2 separate regions of the Homo sapiens genome follow, and region 2 is linked to region 1. A link is a loop called in an ENCODE intact Hi-C map of the cell type or tissue named here. Cell type or tissue: Caco-2. All regions are shown on one strand. Links, peaks and the distances in the headings refer to the core of each region. The heading gives the core; the rest is flanking DNA. Region 1 overlaps RHOBTB3 (Rho related BTB domain containing 3). Region 2 overlaps SPATA9 (spermatogenesis associated 9).

What was found. Hi-C counts contacts between places; a loop is a spot of excess contacts. Peaks named below come from ENCODE experiments on the same cell type or tissue, not always from the same donor. Only the 100,000 strongest peaks of a DNase experiment are listed, where the experiment ranks them.
Region 2: it touches region 1 in a loop (4-fold over the local background); 9 of 110 quality-filtered maps call a loop at or near these places.

What each region holds. Positions count from the first base shown.
Region 1 is chr5:95,753,808-95,763,775 of GRCh38, forward strand. RHOBTB3 (Rho related BTB domain containing 3) reads left to right here. Exons shown (of 12, transcript NM_014899.4): 6 at 1,589-1,954; 7 at 9,701-9,813. Among named protein-coding and RNA genes, the nearest start is that of RHOBTB3, 27 kb to the left of the region's middle. RefSeq lists an enhancer at 6,747-6,796. In Caco-2, for the core only: no CTCF peak of the experiment used is centred there; DNase peaks (open chromatin) are centred at 5,434 and 6,054.
Region 2 is chr5:95,659,422-95,669,389 of GRCh38, forward strand. It overlaps SPATA9 (spermatogenesis associated 9), which reads right to left. Exons shown (of 5, transcript NM_031952.4): 4 at 4,532-4,627. Among named protein-coding and RNA genes, the nearest start is that of RFESD, 18 kb to the left of the region's middle. In Caco-2, for the core only: a CTCF peak has its summit at 4,890; no DNase peak of the experiment used is centred there.

The DNA.
Region 1 (9,968 bases), core at 1,404-9,403:
GCTTTAAAAGAAATATCTTGGCCCAGGTATGGTGGCTCATGCCTATAATTCCAGCACTTTGGGAGGCCAAGGTGGGCAGATCACCAGGGGTCAGGAGTTCGAGACCAGTCTGGCCAACATGGTGAAACCCCGTTTCTACTAAAAATACAAAAATTAGCCGGGCATGATGGCGACGCCTGTAGTCCCAGCTACTCGGAAGGCTGAGGCAGAGCTGCATGAACCAGGGTGGCAGAGGTTGCAGTGAGCCAAGATCATACCACTGCACTCCAGTGAGACTCTGTCTCAAAAAAAAAGAAAAGAAAAGAAAAGAAAAATCTCTTGTGTGGGTCTTCATGTGAGGGCACTAAGTGATATAGTGGACAGGGCTTTCAAAAGTGTCTCTTCAGGAAATGCAGCCTCAGCGTTCACAAGGCTGTTTCTTGTACTCTTCTGTTAAGAGAGCTGTGTGTATAACACTAAAGATATTCCAGAGGTTCAGAATAATACAGTCTGGGTACATATTTGGGGCTGATTTGTTCCAAGGACGGATCCTGGGCTCTGGGGCACATGGCATTTAGGGTTCTGTAAAGGGGCCACAGGCAGTAGAAGGGAGGAGGGTGGACTGGAATACAGTGCAGGGAGAGCCTGGCCTCCAAAGGACTTCGTTATTATCTGTTTTATAGGCTGGGGTTTGCTTTGGAATCAAGCATTTTTATTGCTAAAGAAGTTTGAATTCTACTGATTTAGACGGTTGCATACCCTTCAAACAACCCTTCACAAATGTCACTTTCCTCAGCTCCTCTGGATAAAAATGAGATGGCAGATGTTTTACAGTTAGGGTCTGTGGTGAGGGCCTGGAGTGTAGGTATTCTGAGTTGATTGAGGGCTCATCTCTCTTTGTTGGTGATCAAACTAGTAAACTGAAGGTTATATTCTCTTTTAGAAATTAGGGAGCTGAGTTAGCACTTTTGCTGAAGTGTTTTACTAGAAGGAAAAAATGCTAGTTTTGGAATCCAAATAAAGGGGTCACAATGTTTTCAAACGATCGAGTTCAAGACTCTGAGCCTTGACTCTGAGAAGTTGCACAATTTTAACAGCTCAGCCCTCTACCTCTACTTCTGGTCCCAGGAGGAAAAGGACTTCAGATGTGAGATTGGGTTCTTTGGAACTTATTCAGTACTTTGAATTTTTAAAATCAAAGGTAAAAGTAAAGAAGGATGACTGTGAAATACTAAAGTTCAGTATTTGGCGGCTTGTTTTATTTTGGGACACACAAGTAAGAAGAAATGTTATTTTATTGTTCCGTACGTCATTAGTGGGTTTTTCATTTGCTCTATAAAATGTAAATAAACATAGTATTTGTGTGTCTGTGTTATAACATTCTACAGTTCCTGAATAATTAGTTTATATATGTTTATAAATTAGGTTAAGCAGTAGTAGAAAATCGCTGTTTTTGTGCATCAAAAAATGGTTAAATATTGGCTGTTTCTTATGCTTTAACCTAATAATATTTTAAAATATTATACAATTATATTTAAAGTAAACATGAAATTGTTGGGTCTGTAAACCTGAAAGGAGTTTATTATTTTTATTTTCTTTTTCAAAACAGAAAAAATGCCTGTCTTAAAGGCTGAAGCGTCACATTATAACTCTGACTTAAATAACTTGCTGTTCTGCTGCCAGTGTGTGGACGTGGTATTTTACAACCCCAATTTAAAGAAAGTTGTAGAGGCCCACAAGATCGTTCTCTGCGCTGTAAGCCATGTTTTCATGCTGCTTTTCAATGTGAAGAGTCCCACTGACATTCAGGATTCCAGTATCATCCGAACTACCCAGGATCTTTTTGCTATAAACAGAGATACTGCATTTCCAGGTGCTAGCCATGAATCTTCAGGCAACCCACCATTACGAGTCATTGTTAAAGACGCCCTCTTCTGTTCTTGTTTATCAGACATCCTTCGCTTCATTTATTCAGGTATCTTGTCAAGTGGTTCTGGTTACTTACAATCTCATAAGCTTTGGAAATGAAATGTGCCTGTGACACTCAAGGGTACTGGTTAGTTTTACAGTGGTCTTTACCTACCATCTGAGATTAAGATTATACATGAAATATTATTTGCTTTATATATAAGAATTGGTCCAAGCTTTCTGTTTTCCTTACAAATGTACTTGCCTCATCTTTTCCCTATCAATTTCATTTTATTGTGGTAAAATACATAGAACATAAATTTTACCATCTTAACCATTTTTAAGAACACAGTTCAGTGGAATTAAACACATTCATAATGTTGTGTAACTATCACCACCATCCGTGTCCATAATTCTTTGCATCTTATAAAACTGAAACTCTATACCCATTAAACGATGATTCCCCATTCCGACCTCTTTCCAGCCCCTGACAGCCACCATTCTACTTTCTGTCTCTGTGATTTTAACTCTCCTAAGTGCCTCATGTAAGTGGAATCATACAGTATTTGTCATTTTGTGATTGATGTATTTTACTTAGCATAATGTCTTAAAGGTTCATCCAAGTTGTGGCATGTATCAGGATTTTCTTCCTTTTAAGGTTGATAATATTCTGTAGTACATATAGACCACATTTTGTTTACCCATTCATTCATCCATGGACGCTTGGGTTGCTTCCACTGTTTTAGCTATTGTGAGTAATGCTGCTGTGAACATAGTGTACAAATATCTCTTTTGAGACTCTGCTTTTATTTTATTTTTTGCATATATACACAGAAGTGGAATTGCTGGATCACATGGTAATTCTGTTTTTGATTTTTTACTGCCATACTGTTTTCCACACTAGCTATACCACTTTATGTGCCTACAAACTGTGCACAAGGGTTCCAATTTCTCCACATCCTTGCCAACACTTGCTGTTTATTTTTTTTAATAGTAGCCATCTTAATGGGTTTGATGTGGTATCTAATTCTGGTATTGATTTGCATTTCCCTAATGATTAGTGATATCAAGCATCTTTTCATATGTTTTTGTATTTGCCTTGGTTTTAAATCTACTTGTAAAAACCATAATCTGCCAAACAAGTATGTTAATATTTTATTTCTTTAAAAAACATCCAAAATATGAAATGTGAGAATTTATTGTCCAATTTAGTTTTAAAGACATAAAATATTCCAAGAGTAAATGAAATCAAGTGTCTACACCTTAAAACCTAGCTATTCACTCTTCGGTTTGACTCTTAGGTTTTGTAGGGCGTGAAAGAGAGAATTGCATTCAGCTTACGGACTGGAAATCAATATCCAGTGTTAGTTGAGGTCTAATTAACTTTGGCTATGACTATCATAGACGTTACTTTTTTTTTTCCTTACTGTGCCCTTTCTTTTTAAGATTTAGCTTATCAAGTATTTTTCTCTTTGCCCTTTTAAAAACTCAGTAGCAACTATATTTTAAAGATGGAAGTTCTATCTGAGTCATTTTAGCAAATGAATTGAAGGTCTTACATCTAAGTGTCCCATGTAAGAGTGGAAAAGAACAGATGTAAAATGAATTTTAATGTAAGCATCTAAATATAAGTTTTCTCAGAACTCCTGTCTTTAATTTTCTTTACCCACTTCAAATCATGTAGCGATAACCTGTTAGGCTAAGGTCACTCCTGCTCTGCAGTGTGTCTGGAGAAACATTTATAATTAATTTGTTTTTAGGGTTCAAGTAAAGCCTAATTGGGAACAGACAAAAAGTTTAAGGTTTGCAAGGCAAGTATCATTTCATACAGGTAGGGAAATTTGGGGCAGCCTTTATTTAAGTAATTGATGTTAAAAATAAGGTATTACTTTGTTCATGTGGTTTGTGGTCATGTAATTTTATAAGTTAAAACTTAAATTATGATTTTGAAAAGTACAGTTGCAGCACGCAGATTTATGTGGATAAAAAATACATATTGGAGTAGAATGTGGTGCTAGGTTAGTGAAATATTGGCTTGGAAAAAGCATAAATTAAGCACCTGTACAGCACACACCCAGCACATTGCCTTCAACGGGTTCTCTGTAAGTTTTAGTTGAATTAAAGAGTAGGCTCCAGTAGCCGGGCATCATCATATCAGTAAGCCAAACTATTTAAAGACTTCATTTAGTACTATAGATTTTGACGTTTAAACTTAGAATGTCACAGTTCAGAATTTAAGATTTTGAAAAACTAACATGTTTACATGTTAAGAGAAAAAAGATGTTTTTAATCATATGTTTAAGGAACTGTGAGGGATGTGACTTTTGTATGATAATTTTCTGTTGAAATTACATGAATTATTCAGTAGGCTTCCACAATTATTATTGACTACTTTCAAAGGCATATGAGCACTCTGACGTCTTATATCCTTTTTAACATAGTAGCAGTAAAATAGCTAGATGTATCTCCAGTGGCTGATCCTGCCTAGCTTTCTCCTAGGGGGAGTGCTTTATTTAATTGCAAAATTAATACAGGCAGATGGAAAAAAAGAGAAAGAAAAGAAAAAAGTTATCCTTCTACCCTAGACCCTTTCCCCGGAGTCATTTACCTGTTGTAATTTTTTTATGCACTCATTCTGATACTGTTTGAAAGAGATTAATATTCTGGGGACATTTGATTAATAAAAGTGTAATCCTAGGTATCTGCTGCTTTCCAGGGATCACAGGCCGTTTCCCATGGCTGGAGCGTAGAGTGAAAGGTGATGGCTGGTGGGTGATGAGGTGGGCAAGGCCTGTGGAAGCTGTTCCTGCTGCTCTTAGACTTGTGCTAGAGTTTTAAGCATGATCAGACTGGGCTTTAGAAAGCTCATCTCTGGTTGTGGTTGCAGGGTGGAACAGTGCGGCCAAGACAGGCATTCAATCAGGAGGTCCCATTACTCTGGCGATCAGCCTCAGGAAGGCCAACATTCAGACAGTGGGTGGCCCTGCCATTGGCCCTTCATCGTCTAGACCAGTGCTTTTCAAACCTTAAAGTGTGTGCAGATCATCTGAGGATCTTGTTCCTGTGGAGATTCTGATTCAGTTACCTGGAGTGGGGCATGAGATTCTGCATTTCCAGTAGTCTCCGAGGTGGTGCTGGATCTCTGGACTGCCAGAAGCAGCTGGAATACCTGCTTTTGGAAGAACTGGGAACCAGCCAAAACCAGCAAACTAGGGCCTAGAATTCAGTGCAGAGGCCCAGGAAGGCTACCAAGTTAACAGCTTAGGATTCAAAGTAAAAATGGGGTGAGCTGTAAGGCTGACTGATGCAGTGCTATTCAGAACTGGGGCTCTCAGTGCCCTGTGTGTCCCTGACGCGAGGAAAAATGGATGCCTAGTGGTTGGGTGGAAATTAAGTAAGCCTGGAATAGGGATCGGAGGGCAGGCAGGCATGATGGTGTGGAGAGCCTGCTGAGCTACAGGTCTTCAACCAGTTCAGAGTCCTGGCTTCTTAACCTGACACTGACCCGTCCCATTTCGGCTGTGATCTCTCCTTGTACGTCACGGCCAAAGCCGGAGGTGCTGTCTGGTCTGAGCAGGGGCACGGGCCATTGACCCGGGGCTGCAGAGATCCAGATGCTGGTTAAGGAAAAGGGAAAATAACTGGTTCTGCAGGTATCTATTTATTATTCTTTAATTATTTACAGATTACAACCTCTGGCTCAAGGAAAAGTTTCATTTACATTATGTTAAAAAGAGATATCAAAGCTGTATTTGCACAGAAAAGACAATTTTGAAAAATGCTGAAAATTAAGAGAAAAAAATTTACCCAGATTCCACTATCAACAGAAAATGTTTAAACATTTATTGCTTTGTTTGATCCTCTAGTCATTTGTTTGTGTATGAATAAGTGACACTGTTTTTGAAAAAATGTATTTTGTAATCAAATCAAACAAAAATTTTAAACCTACGTTTTTCTCAGAGACTTCAGTAAATGGGCCAGGCTTGTTTTGTTTTGTTTTTGTTTTAACATTTTTAAACCTGTGAATAGAATACAAGTGTTAAGGCACAGTTATGCAGTGGTTTTCCCACAGAAGTGCTGTGGTCTGCCCTTGGGTTATGCTAGAGAACCATTGAAGACAGGAGTTGTTTGTTTGTGTTCCCATCAGATGGGTTGGTAAAGCAGAGGTTGAACTCCATCATGTGCTCAGGAATATTTGCCTTGAGCAAACACGGGCTAGAGAGTTATAATAAGCCTATCTCCTGTCCTTGTTTTTTTTTTTTTTAAAGAACCAGATTACAAAGAATATCTTAATTCTTTTTAAATAACATGCTTTTTTTAACCTTTAGGAATTTGAAATTTGGTGTGTGTTATGTCACCATGAACATTTGGTTCGTTATTTAGGAGCGACCTGTTTAACAACAGTCCGGTTAACATTTTACACCTATCTATTCCTATTCAAATTTTTGATTCAGTAGACACAGTCAAGGTATATCTGTTTTGTATACGTTAGTTTTCTATTGAATAACAACAAACACTGCATAATGTATAAGTACTTAACTACTAATCCTAAGGAACGAGGAGTAATGTGATAAGTGAAGCCAGCCCTTTCCTGGTCTTCAGGGAGTAATTCTTACATGGCATACAATTGTAACATTCTTATAATACTTGATACAGTGTTATGGTTGCACATTCTTGAGTCATATGATCTCAGATGGTTAGGAAGTGAAGTATTTGTAAGAACCTCAAGAATTTAGCTTTGAGCTCTTCCTGCCACAGATGGCCCTTAGAGTTTCACATCACTTATTGAAATGCCATCTGAGTAGACAAATATGTGGAAGCAAGCTTTCATCTTCAGTTTACATTCTCCAGTTCTTAGAATCATTCCGTGGCATGTCCTTTTCTGTATTGCATAAAAACACAGCCTAGTATACATGAGTATACCATGCGCTCTAAAAGTCTAAGTGGATTCAGTGCTTTAAGAAGTTAACTAAAGAAAATCCCAGTCAGTGATGCAAGATGTCATCCTGCCCTTGTCTGCAGTTGATCAATCAGTAAAGTTATGCAAGATGAGTAAGTTCTGGAGACCTGCTGTATGACATTGTGCCTATTGTTAATGATATCGCATTATATACTTAAAGTTTTCTAAGAGGGTAAATCTGATGTTAAATGTTTTTACCACTGGAAAAATAAAAGGAAAGTCCCAGCCTTAGGATTACTGGTTTATTAGGACCTAAAAGTCTCAAAGATGACTTGATTAATGTTTCTAATTATGAAAACAGCCCAATCAGCAGTGTGCTCTTGAGAATTAGTCTTACTTTCATTTTCAGTGAGTGATTCTTCCTGTGTGTGTTCTCAGACAGTTCAGTGGCCTGTGGGGATTTACCTGCTACTGATTCCATCTATTTAGATTATTTGATGCTTGCTTGCTTTTAGATAATCTTCTGAATGGAGATATTTTATAGGTGTTTTTTAGTTAATATGCTTTTACTTAAATAACAATGTAACTTTTACATATATAAGTATGTAAAAGAACACAGAGACAGTACTTATGTTCTTCTTTAGATTGGATGAGTGCAGACATAAAAAATACTTACATGTTCCCTTTCCTGCATACCACTAACACTGGGTTTGGATAATGGCTGAAATTTCTTTCCTTTTTCCTCTTTTTTTTTTTTTTTTTTTTTGAGACAGGGTCTCACTCTGTCACTCAGGCTGGAGTGCAGTGGCATGATCATGGCTCACTGAAATCTCCGCCTCCTGGGTTCAAGCGATTCTCCTGCCTCAGCCTCCCAGGTAGCTGGGATTACAGGCAGACGCCACCATGCCCAGCTAATTTTTGTATTTTTAGTAGAGATAGGGTTTCCCCATGTTGGCCAGGCTGGTCTCGAACTCAGTGGTTGAAATTTCTAAAGGGAAAGCAGTGGCCGTCAGCAGCATACCATGCACATTAGGGTCACCAGGGAGAATTTTAAAACACTGATGCCAGGGGCTTCAGGCCCAGAAATTCTAATTCACTTGATCTGGAGATGAGACCTCCTCTCATGGTATTTTATAAAAGATCTCAGGTATTTATAATACACAGGTATGGTTGATAATCACTGGCATAGAGTAATTTTATTGATCTGGGATCCATTGGCTTCTAAGGGGTTCTTACACTCTCACATTGTTATACTGACTTTAATGTTTGTGTGCACATGAAATTTTCTGGTCATACAATCCCAAGAATTTATGAGATGGGAAAAGAGGATGTGGCCACACAGTTAAAAAGCATTCATGCAGAAAGAGAAAAACAGAAATCATAGAGCTCTTCTACACTACACAGCTTTGAGAATTTGAGGAGGAAGGGGAGCAATCAGTGAAAGCATAAAAAGAGCTAGCAAAGGCAGAAAGAAGCAGTGGTGTGCTGGAGCTGGCACCAGCTTGTGAGAGCCCAGTTGTGTTTATCATCCCCATTTCCTTGTTCTGTGATGTCATGTTGATAGCATCAAAAAATGGCAAATGCTACATATCATTTGACTCCCTCCCCCAGGAGACACTGTAAGTATTAGGAAGGCCAGGTGGGGAGAAGTTGAAAGGATATGCATTAGTGCTTAGTGCTGCAGGGCTCAGCTGTAAGAGCCTGAGAGCTTCTGGACTTGCAATCTGCCCCTTCCAATTGGATTTGGTTTTAGTTGGTACAGACTGGCTGCAATTGCCTGATCTCATTGGTTTAATAAGTGTTTATGTGCCTGCCTCATTCCCCAATATCCATGAAGGCATCTGGTGAGTGCTGAATACAGGAATGAAAACATCAGAAGAAATGAACTGAGAGCAGATAAAAAAGGGTCTTGAATTACCCAGAGAGGTGAAGTGACTCATCACACTAGTAGTTAATAGCTGAGGTAGAACTGGATCCTAGGTCTCCTAACTATACCGCCCACACTAGGCTTCTTGAATTATATTTTTATGAGATAGGACCTTCTATAAATCATAGGATGGATGCGTGTAATCTCTTGGAATGTCATGATCAGATTCGTGCTTTTGAAAACTCACCAGCTTTGAGTAATAGGATGGATTTGATGGGGAAAAGGCTGTTAGGAAGCAGGGAGGTTGGATAGGAAGTTGCTGCAGACCAAGTAAGAGAAGTCCTTGGGGAAAAGGTCAGCTTTTGCTGACCATAGAATAAGAATTTTGCAAGACATAGAGGAAAAGAGGCTGACAGAGTGGGAGAAGTGAAATGAGCCTAGGAAGAGAGTTTTGAAGTGGGCTAGGGAAAGGCAAAGGACAGTGGGGTGATTTTGCTCCGATGACATGAGCTACGTGGACGAGTAGCTCCCTTCCTCAGGCTGGTTTTGTAGAGTTGGCTCTCAAGCATCCCAGTCTGCCCCTGACAATGCTTGAGACCTTCTGAATGCATTCTGTTGCTGCTGCATGTTCCTCTACCTGATGATAGTCACTGCTGCCCATAACTGGTAAGATTTAATTCACCCTTGGGAAAGACCACATCTACCTTTTTACTCAGGGCAAGTAAATAATTTGGGTGCTGGACCACTTGTCATGGGAACTCATATTCTGACCATTGCTGTTATCACTAGCTGCCCACCTATTGCAGAGAGGTAGCAGCAGTCTGGGGAGGAAGACTTCAGATTTTGAGAAATAATTTAGGGGAAGTTAAACTGATCGTTTTGAAATGTGAGTACTGTTTAAATGTTTTAGTATAGTTATAAGGATGTATATCTGGTAAAGAAAAATTAAAGCACTAAAAAAAGGGAATGTTGTATTTAATAAGAGATTTACTTTTGTTACTTCCTCATTTAACAGAAAAATCCAGCATGTACTAATTTGTTTACAGGTGCTTTTCAGTGGGAAGAATTGGAAGAAGATATCAGGAAGAAGTTGAAAGATTCTGGGGATGTTTCAAATGTAATCGAGAAAGTTAAATGCATTTTAAAAACACCAGGAAAGGTAAGTTGATTTGTTGTAAGTTAGTTTACTTTGACCCTCTGAATTATAACTCACATACTATGATGAATATAAAATTGAGTCGTTAGAAGAGTCAAATACTGTATAAATGTAAATGTTTTCCTTAAGTATATTTTACCATTTAAATATTTAAAACA
Region 2 (9,968 bases), core at 1,398-9,397, 94 kb before region 1:
TACTTTAAGGAGAGGAGTGTCAAAAATAAAACAGAGAAAAATAACTTCAGAAATTCAGAACCACTAAGGACTGCATTAATTAAACTTACTCTGTAAGTTTACTAATGATGAAGATGATGATGATGCTGAGTATTCAAGGCACGCGGTGAGAACGGAAAATTCATGAAATATGAGAAGACTTAAACCAGTTTATTTCACCGAAGAAATGCCTCAAGGTAATATAAAAGATTATAAACACTTAGAAGGTTTTCCGAAAGAGGTAACAGCAAAAGGATTGAGGTCCTCAGGCTTGAACAGCCTCAACTTCCTCTTGCCCTCCTGCCTCCTGCCTCCTTCTTGCCTGCCTCTTGCTATAGAATTGAGGAACACAAGACACTTTCCCTCACTTCCCTGCAGTTAGTTCATTAGCTACCCTGTAACTAATGAAATAAAATGATATGTCTGCTGGGATGGAACTCAGAAAGGATTTTTGGAAAAGTTTTTCCTCCTATATAGACTGTCTTTTCCCTCTACCTATCTCCCTCTTCCTTCTTTGAACACTGATAGTATTGTGATGCTTGATCATGAGGCAACAAACCTAAGGACTAAAAAGTTTTTAGAAGAAAAAGAGGGAAAGACCCTGTTGTCTTAGGCTTTTAGGGCTGCTGTAACAAAATACCATGAACTGAGTAGCTTACAAACAATAGAAATTTATTTCTCACAGTTCTGGAGAGTGGGAAATCCGAGATCAAGGCACTGGCAGATTCAGGGTCTGGTGAGGGCTGGTTTTCTGTTTCATAGATGGTACCTTCTATCTATGTCCTCATATGGTGGAAGAAACAAGGCAGCTGTCTCAGGCCTCATTTCTAAGGGCACTAATCCCATTCATGAGGACTCTGCTCTCATTACCTAATCACTTCCCAAAGGCCCCACTTGCTAATACCACCACCTTGGGATTAGATTTTAACATAAGAATTTGGGGGAAGCACGGACATTCAGACCTGGGCTTTGATAACATGTTGGACCTAATTGTACAAACCTGGGAATTGCCTAACTCCCAACTTATAATTAAGATATTTAAGTATCTTTATCGATTAAGATACTGTCATTCAGATATCCTTTGTTACTTGCACTTTTATGTATCCAGACCCAGCACTAGAAACCTTTAAAGTCATGACCTTTAGCTGTAAACAGCCTCATCCATTTATCCAAAATATGATCATTCTCTGTGAATTCATGTTGCAAAAAAGGTTGGAAAGTTCTATCCTATTTGAAACATTCTCTCCTCCCTCACCAACAAAAAATTATATTTGTGCACATTCTAACCACCTTTTTCCCAGTCTCAGGAATGAACGGTCTTGATCAAGGTCAGTATCCTTCTATCTTTGTTTTTAACCTACATCCTACCATCTTCTCTATCAATTATTCCTTGTCTCTTCAGCCTCTTTACTCTTGACTGGATCTTCCCCTGCAATTTATAACATACTTGAGTATCTTCCATCCTAATATTTAAAAATTAAAAATCTCTGGGAATCTGCTTCTCTATTGACTGCTACACACTCTGTCTTCTTAGTCAAACCAGAGTCTGTTTCCACGTTATTACCTTCTGTTCACTCTGAAACCTGCTTATTTCTGTCTTCCTTATCCAGTTATGCCGCTGAAATCATTTTTGAGATGGTTAACCTTGACATCTTTACTACTATATCTAATGGACACTTCAAATCTTCATTTTACTTGACTTTTTCTGCTTGTATTTGACACTTAACTACTCACAACATCCTGAGTCTATTTCCTTGGCACTATTTCTCCTGATTTTCTTTCTGCCTTTCTGATTGTTGCTTCTTGTCTCCCAAATGGATTCTTTTTTAGCTCACTTAAATATTGCTGTTCTTCATATTTCTGTTGACTTACCTGTCTTTTCTCTTGATATGGTTCCACTCGTAGGACATTAACATCTAACATATATATTGCTTTCAAAACCAAAATTGTAACCTGACCTCTCCCAGGCCTTAGATACATATATGACCAATTATCAGATCACCAAAAATTTGTTTCTATTACCTGCTTATAAAGTTCATGGCGTGATAAATTGTGTGAGATGATTTCAACAGCCTTTGAGAAATTGAAATCTAATTTTTGTGTTAGTCTAGTTTTTATTTCCCCATAGACATGTCATCCTGTTCATTTTGTGCAATGTATTTACATCCTAGCTTAGTTGAATGCCAATTTTGTATAAGATTCACATTTAAAATATTGAGCACTTCTTGAAAATTTAAAACAGTGGCAAAATAGTTGATAAATTTAGTTTTTAAAAAACTGAATTAATATGTTTAAAAGTAAGTTCTACCTTTTTTCAAGGATATTTAGCTATTCTTGACCCTATGCACTTCCCTATATATTTTAGAACTATCTAGTCAACTTACATACACACACATACACACACACATGCACACACCTGCTTGGCTCTTAATTGGGACTTCTTGTATGTTTTGATATATTAACAAATGTGTAAGAATGCTAACAAAAAAACATAAAAATGATTAAAAGAAATTAAAGAATATCAAAATAAGTAGAAGGATATATTATATTCATGAACCGGAAAGAGGACTTATTCTCCCAGTTATTAAGATATAAAGCTCCTGTAATTAATACAGTGCTCAATTGGTACAAGAATAGACAAATAGACCAACTGAATAGAACAGAGAATCCATAAACAGACCTACACATAAAGGACACTTGATTTATGCAAAAAAGAGTATTCTAGGACAATAGAAAAAGGGCTTTTTTTAAAGAAAAAATAGATTAATTGGATACTCATGGGGAAAAATTTGACTCTTACCTCATATTAGTTCCAGATGGATTATAAATCTAAACGTGAAAGGTAAACTAACAAAGCTTCTAGAATACAACAGGAGAATATTTTCATGACCTTAGGTGTAAGTCAAGATTCTCTTTGACACAGAAAGCACGTAAGATAAAGGAAAAGATTAATAAATTGGATGACATTAAAATTATGATATGCTTTTATTTATTTTAAGACTGGATCTCACTATTTTGCCCAAGCTGGTCTCAAACTCCTGGGCTCAAGGTATCCTCCTGCTTCAGCCTCCCCCGTCAGCCTCCTGAGTAGCAGGGATTATAGGCACACACCACCATGCCTGGCTAAGAATTTCTTCCTTAAAAGACATTATTAAAAGAATGAAAAGGCAAGTCACGGAGTAAGAGAAGAAATTTGTCCATATATAATCAAAAAAGGACAGGCTCCTAGAATATGTTTTTTAAAGTAAAAATCAAAAATTGTTTTAAGAAAGACATCTCTCAATAGAAAAGCAAGAAGAGATTTTAACAGAAATTAACAAAGAGGATATCCAAATGTCCAACTAATATATGCAGAGGTACTCAATCTCATTAATAGCCAAGGAGATGCAAATTAAAACCACAATGTGATGCAAATTAAAACCACAATGTGATTATACTACATGCCCACAAAAATGGCTAAAATGGAAAAGATTGACAATACTGTCAGTAATGATGTGGAGCAACTTGGACTTAAAACTGAGATTTGTGTTAATTGTTAAAAAACCATTTTAGAAAACTCTTTGGCAATATCTACTAGGTATCAGCACATGCATACCTTATGGCCTAGCAGTTTCACCAAAAGATATGTACAGGAATATTTATAGCAACCTTATTCATAGTAGCCAAAATGAAATAATCCAAATGTCCATCAGCAGTAGAATGGATAAATAAATGTTGATACAGTCAATCAGTTGAATACTACACAGCAGTGAAAATGAACAAACTACTGCTACAGGCAGTGAATGATCTTAAAACAGTGTTGGGCAAAAGACAAACACAAAAGAATACATACTATATGACTTTATTTATATAGAATTCAAGCAGTCAAACTATCAGTAGTATTACAAGTCAAAATAGTGATATCCTGTATAGGAAAGGGTAGTGATTGTGAGGGGCAAGAAAGAGGCTTCTGGAATTATGGTAATGTTTTGTTTCTTGACCTGGGTAGTATAGAGCTTAATAGATTTTGTGATAATTCATTAAGCTGTACACTTTCCTTTTTGTGTGTTACAGTTTTTTTAAGTGGCTATTAATAGAAAATAAAACCCTTATAATTAAAAAATCTTTTATATTTTTCTCATGCACAGCACTTGTAATCCAAAATACACTAATACCTGCGTTCCCCAAAGTGAGAAACCCCAAATGTTAGAATACTGAACTTTAGCCAACCATGGTACAATGGCTGAAAAAAACAACTGTAGCTAAATAACAGTAAAACTAAAAATTCTTGACCAAAAATATTCAAGTGGTAATAAACTTTATGAAAATAAAATTTTAGTTATTTAAGCAAACTGGGTTTTGGTGGATTGACCTGGCTCATCAGAAAAGGAAATTTTTAATATAAAATTGTTTTGTGTAACGAGACTGTGAATGGTAACATTAAATATTGTACAGTATACTATTGCACAGTATTATTAACATTACACAAAATAAGTAGATTTATTTCTAGATTCTAATAATTTTCTTAACTTACCAAATAAATTAGTGCTGCATATGAAGCATATATTATGCTAGTTAAAGCAGTCTTTGCTGGAAAGGAGATGATTTCAAACAAAGAACCCTTTCTGACCTGCAAAAACAGAAAAGATTTTCTTAATAAACAAACATTTTCAGTGTTTCAATGTCATATTGTACAATGTTACTGTAAAATGAGAATTTATTTTTTTCTAAAGAAAGTCATCTACTTTAGAGCTATCTGGGCTTTTTCACATTGTGAAAATTATTTTTCCTTTTTTAACAAGAAGACAGTTTCTTGTGCTAATCAAAACCTGTGACAAATCTATAAAAATCTTGCATTTCTGCGATCTAAATGACTAATTTTTGCCAATTACCAACTGTGCACACTAGGAGGTGCTGCTGTGCATATTAGAAAAACAGTCTTTCCTTTGTTAAAATTCATGTAATCATTCTTTACTAATTATTCACAACCTCAATTAAGTAAACAGCAATCAAAATAATAAGCTTTTCCTAGAGATTAATGACCTGCTTGGAAATGTTAATCATGAGACTGCTGAAGGCGAGCATTAACCTTAGATGATCATTAAGCTTCAGAAAATGTTCTGTGCTCATATGCAACAGGCTCTTATGAAACACAGAGAAGTTTAACACCAATAATGAAGTTGCCTCTCCTGTGTTTCTAGTTTCTGGCAGTAGGTGTACCGGCCTGAAACATATCAGCTTAACATACTTAGTTATACTGTCTCATGGGCCACCTTTGTTGCCTTGAGCAGGGTATGAAATGAGGACTTTAGGAAATACATTCCCTTTCCATTCAGCAGTGAAGTGACAGTTAGCCAGGCTCCTCTGAAGTAAGAGCCAAGCAACTTAATGGCTTCGATGAACTTCCAAAAGGTACAGGCTGTAGCTGATAAAATCATATAAATGCATGGTAAAAACATGCACATAATGTTCATTAGACAACGTTCATTAAAGAGTTATAACATTGAAAAAACTAAAACAATGATCGTTGATTAAAGAGTTATAACATTGAAAAAACTAAAACAATGATTCCAGAATAGTTAGGAAAATTATGTTATATCCACTCAGTGGTATATTATGCAATCTTTTTATTTTTTCAAACCTTTTATGTATTTTTAATTGACACATTGTAATGGTACATATTTAAGGAGTACAATTTGATGTTCCCATAGAAGTCTATGTTATATAATGATCCAATCAGGGTAGTTAGCATCTGTATCACATTGTGCATTTATCATTTCTTTGTGGTGAGAACATTAAAAGATCCTCTCTTCTAGCTATTTTGTAATACATAATATTTTACTGTTAACCGTAGTCACCCTACTGCGCAGTAGAACACCAGAATTTATTCTGCCTATCTAATTGTAATTTTGTACCCATTTAACAACCTCTCACCATCCTTCCCTTTTCCCCTTTCCCTACCTAGTCTCTGGTAACCACTGTTCTCCTCTCTGCTTCTATGTACCAACTTTTTGTTGTTGTAGTTGTTAAAATTTCACGTGTGGGTGAGATCATGTGGTACTTGTCTTTCTGTGCCTGGCTTATTTCATTTAATGTGATCTCCAGATTCATCCTTGCCATCACAAATGACAGAATTCTTTTTAATGGTTAAATAGTATTCAATTGTGTATATAAACCACATTTTCTTTATCCATTCACCTGTGGTTGGACACGTAGGTTGATTCTATATCCAGGCTATTGTGAATAGTATGCAGCCTTTTAAAAGGTATTTCTGGGCCGGACACAGTGGCTCACACCTGTAATCCCAGCCCTTTGGGAGACCAAGGCAGGTGGATCACCTGAGGTCAGGAGACCAGCCTGATCAACATGGTGAAACCCCATCTCTACTAAAAATACAAAAATTAGCCAGGCCTGGTGGCGCATGCCTGTAATCCCAGCTACTTGGGAGGCTGAGGCAGGACAATCGCTTGAATCTGGGAGGCAGAGGTTGCAGTGAGCTGAAATCATGCCATTGCACTCCAGCCTGGGCAACAAGAGCAAAACTCCATCTCAAAATAAATAAATAAAAGGTACTTCTGAAGAACACGTGATAACTTTTTGTTGAACGAACACTTACATGGCACTGTCTACCAGGTCCTGTTCAATGTACTTTATAAGTATTCACATTTAATTCTTAAAACAATCCTATGAAGTTGGTATTATTATTATCCTCATTCCACAACTGGAAAGCAGAAAAAAGAAAAGTAGGCAACTTGCCCCTGGTAATATAGCTGATAAGTAGCAAAGTGAGGTTTAAACTGGAAATAGTACTCCAGGGCCCAAGTTGTTAACCTGATCATTAAGCTACGCTGCCTTGGGATACACTACTGCTCATGAAGAGTGGTAAAGGACTGCATTACAGGGATGGACTCTGGAGTAAATAGATGTAGTTAATTTCTAGCCCCAGAGTTCTTGAGTAATGAAATCTTGGACAAATTAATTCTTTCCTCTAAGCTTTGTTTCCCTCATCTCCAAATTGAGAATAATAGCTAATGTTTATCTCATAGATTTGCTGTAAAAATAAGAAAATGCTTGTAAAATTTTTAGTAAAATGTCTGTGCATGGGTAGTATTAAGGGACATTAATAGTCCCTTATTAGAGAGGGAATATTAATAATAGTAATAATAATAGAGAAAGATCAAGGTTCAAAATAGTAAGCATAACAAGTATGATTGATTCCATTTATATAACATACAAAAACAAGCCAAACTATGCTGTTGGAAGAAAAGGAAACAATTATCCTAGCAAGGGTGAGAATTAGTGACTGTAAGGCAGCAGCATCATGAGATTTCTTGAGTGCTGCTTACCAAGATGTGTTCAATCTATGAAAATTTATGGAGCTATACACTTAATTTGTGCACTATTCTGTATACTTCAGTATAAAGCTTAAAAATTCTACATCCCATGTTTTTATGATTAAACACAATTAACATTGCATAGAAAGAAGTTTGGACAGAAATGCACCAAAAGTTTAATTGCTGTTATGATTTAGTTATGTGGCTTTGTATAGTTAACATTTGTAGAACACTCATTACATGCTAGGTTCTATTCTACTGGCTTTCCTTGCATTCTCTCATTTTATCCTCTAACAAACCTATGAAATAAGAACACAGGTTCAGAGAAATTAAATTCTTTCTTGTTTTCTATATTTTCTATGTTAGGTTGAAAGTACATATGGTATTTTGTAAATGAAATTATTAAAATATGTGTACATCCTGTTCTAGTATGCTCAGTGTTCGCTTAGTGCTGCCACTACTGAATGCAGAACAAAAATGCCCACTGCAATTTCCTTCTTCCCTCTTAAGTGATTTACAGAACAAGGAAACCAAGAATAGGATCTAGCCTAGTAGCTAAGAGTGGGGGGGTGGGGGTGCTGGGGGTTGGGGAAAGGCTGTTTTCTTTCTTCCTCCTTTCTCTTCGGGCCGTACTAACTCCTAGATGTAGGGATAGGTAGGGAAAGTTTCTGCCCACTCCCTCCATAGGTCACCTGCAGCATTTCCCAGAATTCCTGGCTTCTGGAAAGAGTTTCCAGGAAATGAAGCAGCTGCTGCTTTTTCTCTCTAGAAAGAATCAAATTGATAGCATGCCTTTGAATCCCACTTTTAGGCTACACGGAGACAAATATACAAGTAGAGAGCAGACTCTCTAGGAGGAAGAAAAGCAGATATACCTCCTAGCAGAGTGAAAAGGTTCTTAAGCTTGTGAATATATGAATTCACAGTGGGAGGTCCATGTTCAATCATTGGTAGGCCATATACAATAAAAATAAAAGTTGTGTTGTATGGGTTGGATCTGTGTCCCCACCAAATCTCATGTTGAAAGGTAATCCCAAATACTGGAGGTGGGTCTGGTGGGAGGTCATTGGATCATGGGGGCAGTTTCTCATGGTTTAACACCATCCCCCCTTGGTGCTGTCTTCAGGATAGTGAATTCTCATGATATCTAGTTGTATAAAAGTGTATGGCCTCTCCCACCTCTCTCTCTTCCTCCTGTTCCAGCCATGTGAAGTGCTGGTTTCCCCTTTGCCTTCCACCTTGATTGTAAGTTCCCTGAGGCCTCCCCAGAAGCTGATGCTGCCATGCTTCCTATACAGCCTACAGAACCATGAGCCAATTAAACCTCTTTTCTTTATAAATTACCCAGACTCAGGTATTTCTTTATAGAAGTGCAAGAATGGACTAGTACGGGTGTCTACATGAGAAATTACTCTTTCTGTTTTATTACATCTTTCTTTCTCAGGTTTTGTCCTTCACCTAAAAGTAATTAAAGCTGATTAGTTTCAAAATAAATTATGTACTTGATATATGGTATGCTTCTGAATAATTAATCTTTATATTGTTTAAGGGTCATATTTAAATATTTTAATGCTTTTAATAATTACTTTTTATTCCTGTAACAAGAAAATATATTTCCTCCAAAATATATGTGGCTCCTGGCAAGTAGCCATTTTTCAACTTTATGATTCACTTAAAAAACATGTTTTTCATATTATAAACCATGCTGTTTCATTTTTGTCTTGCTTTGAGCAGAAATAGTGTATGGTAAAAGCTAAGAGAAAAAACAGGAGAAATTTGGTAAGTGGCAGTCTTTAGATGATCTTGGCCTATTTCAAAATTTTTATCTCAACCTTGTTATATTAATTTCACTTTATGTGCATATTTGAGTTAAAAAATGTCTTGGTATCAATGTTATGTTCATATATTTCTTTTTAAATTTGGTTATGTAAAACATGTAAAATATATGGATATTTGAGCAGTAAAAACATTTTGAACCTTTAATTCAACTTTTTCCACAGAATTTTGACTGCCTTATCTCATAAAAGAAGTATGTGTGTTCATCTTATTTTCACTATTGAGATAAATCACACAAAAAACCCAACAGTGAGCAGTAAAGATTCACTTATACATGACCTGAAGGTTGGAGAATTACCAGGCCCCATGTAGTTTACATTGTCCAAAACCACCCTGACGAGAGTTACAAGGGGAGTCATAGGGGAAGTTCTAACTCTCAGACAAATGTTGCAGGAAACACTGACTGCTACTTATAGAGAGGTCCAGGAAATAAAGTATTCCTGTTAAGTTTGGAAAAGCTGCACAAATGTGTCTTTACTTAGCAACTCACAACACCTTTGAATACAGGAAAGACTCCTGACTTTAAAGAAAGCTACCTGACTTTATTAACCCCAGTGTTAACATTCTGTAGAACATTGTTCTTAAACAAGCTTTTAATCCGGTGGTCCTGTAAAGGCTCAAATGTCCTAATCCCTTTGCCAACGTGGAGGAGTACTGTATGTCTTCAAGAGCCCAGGAGTTCTATCTAGGAAATATCCTCTTTCCCCGGGTCTAGATTATACCAGCCAAGTTAGCCTCATGGCAGGCCCATGTGGGACCTACAGAACTTCCTGATATTTATGAGGTTTATAGTTTAAACCC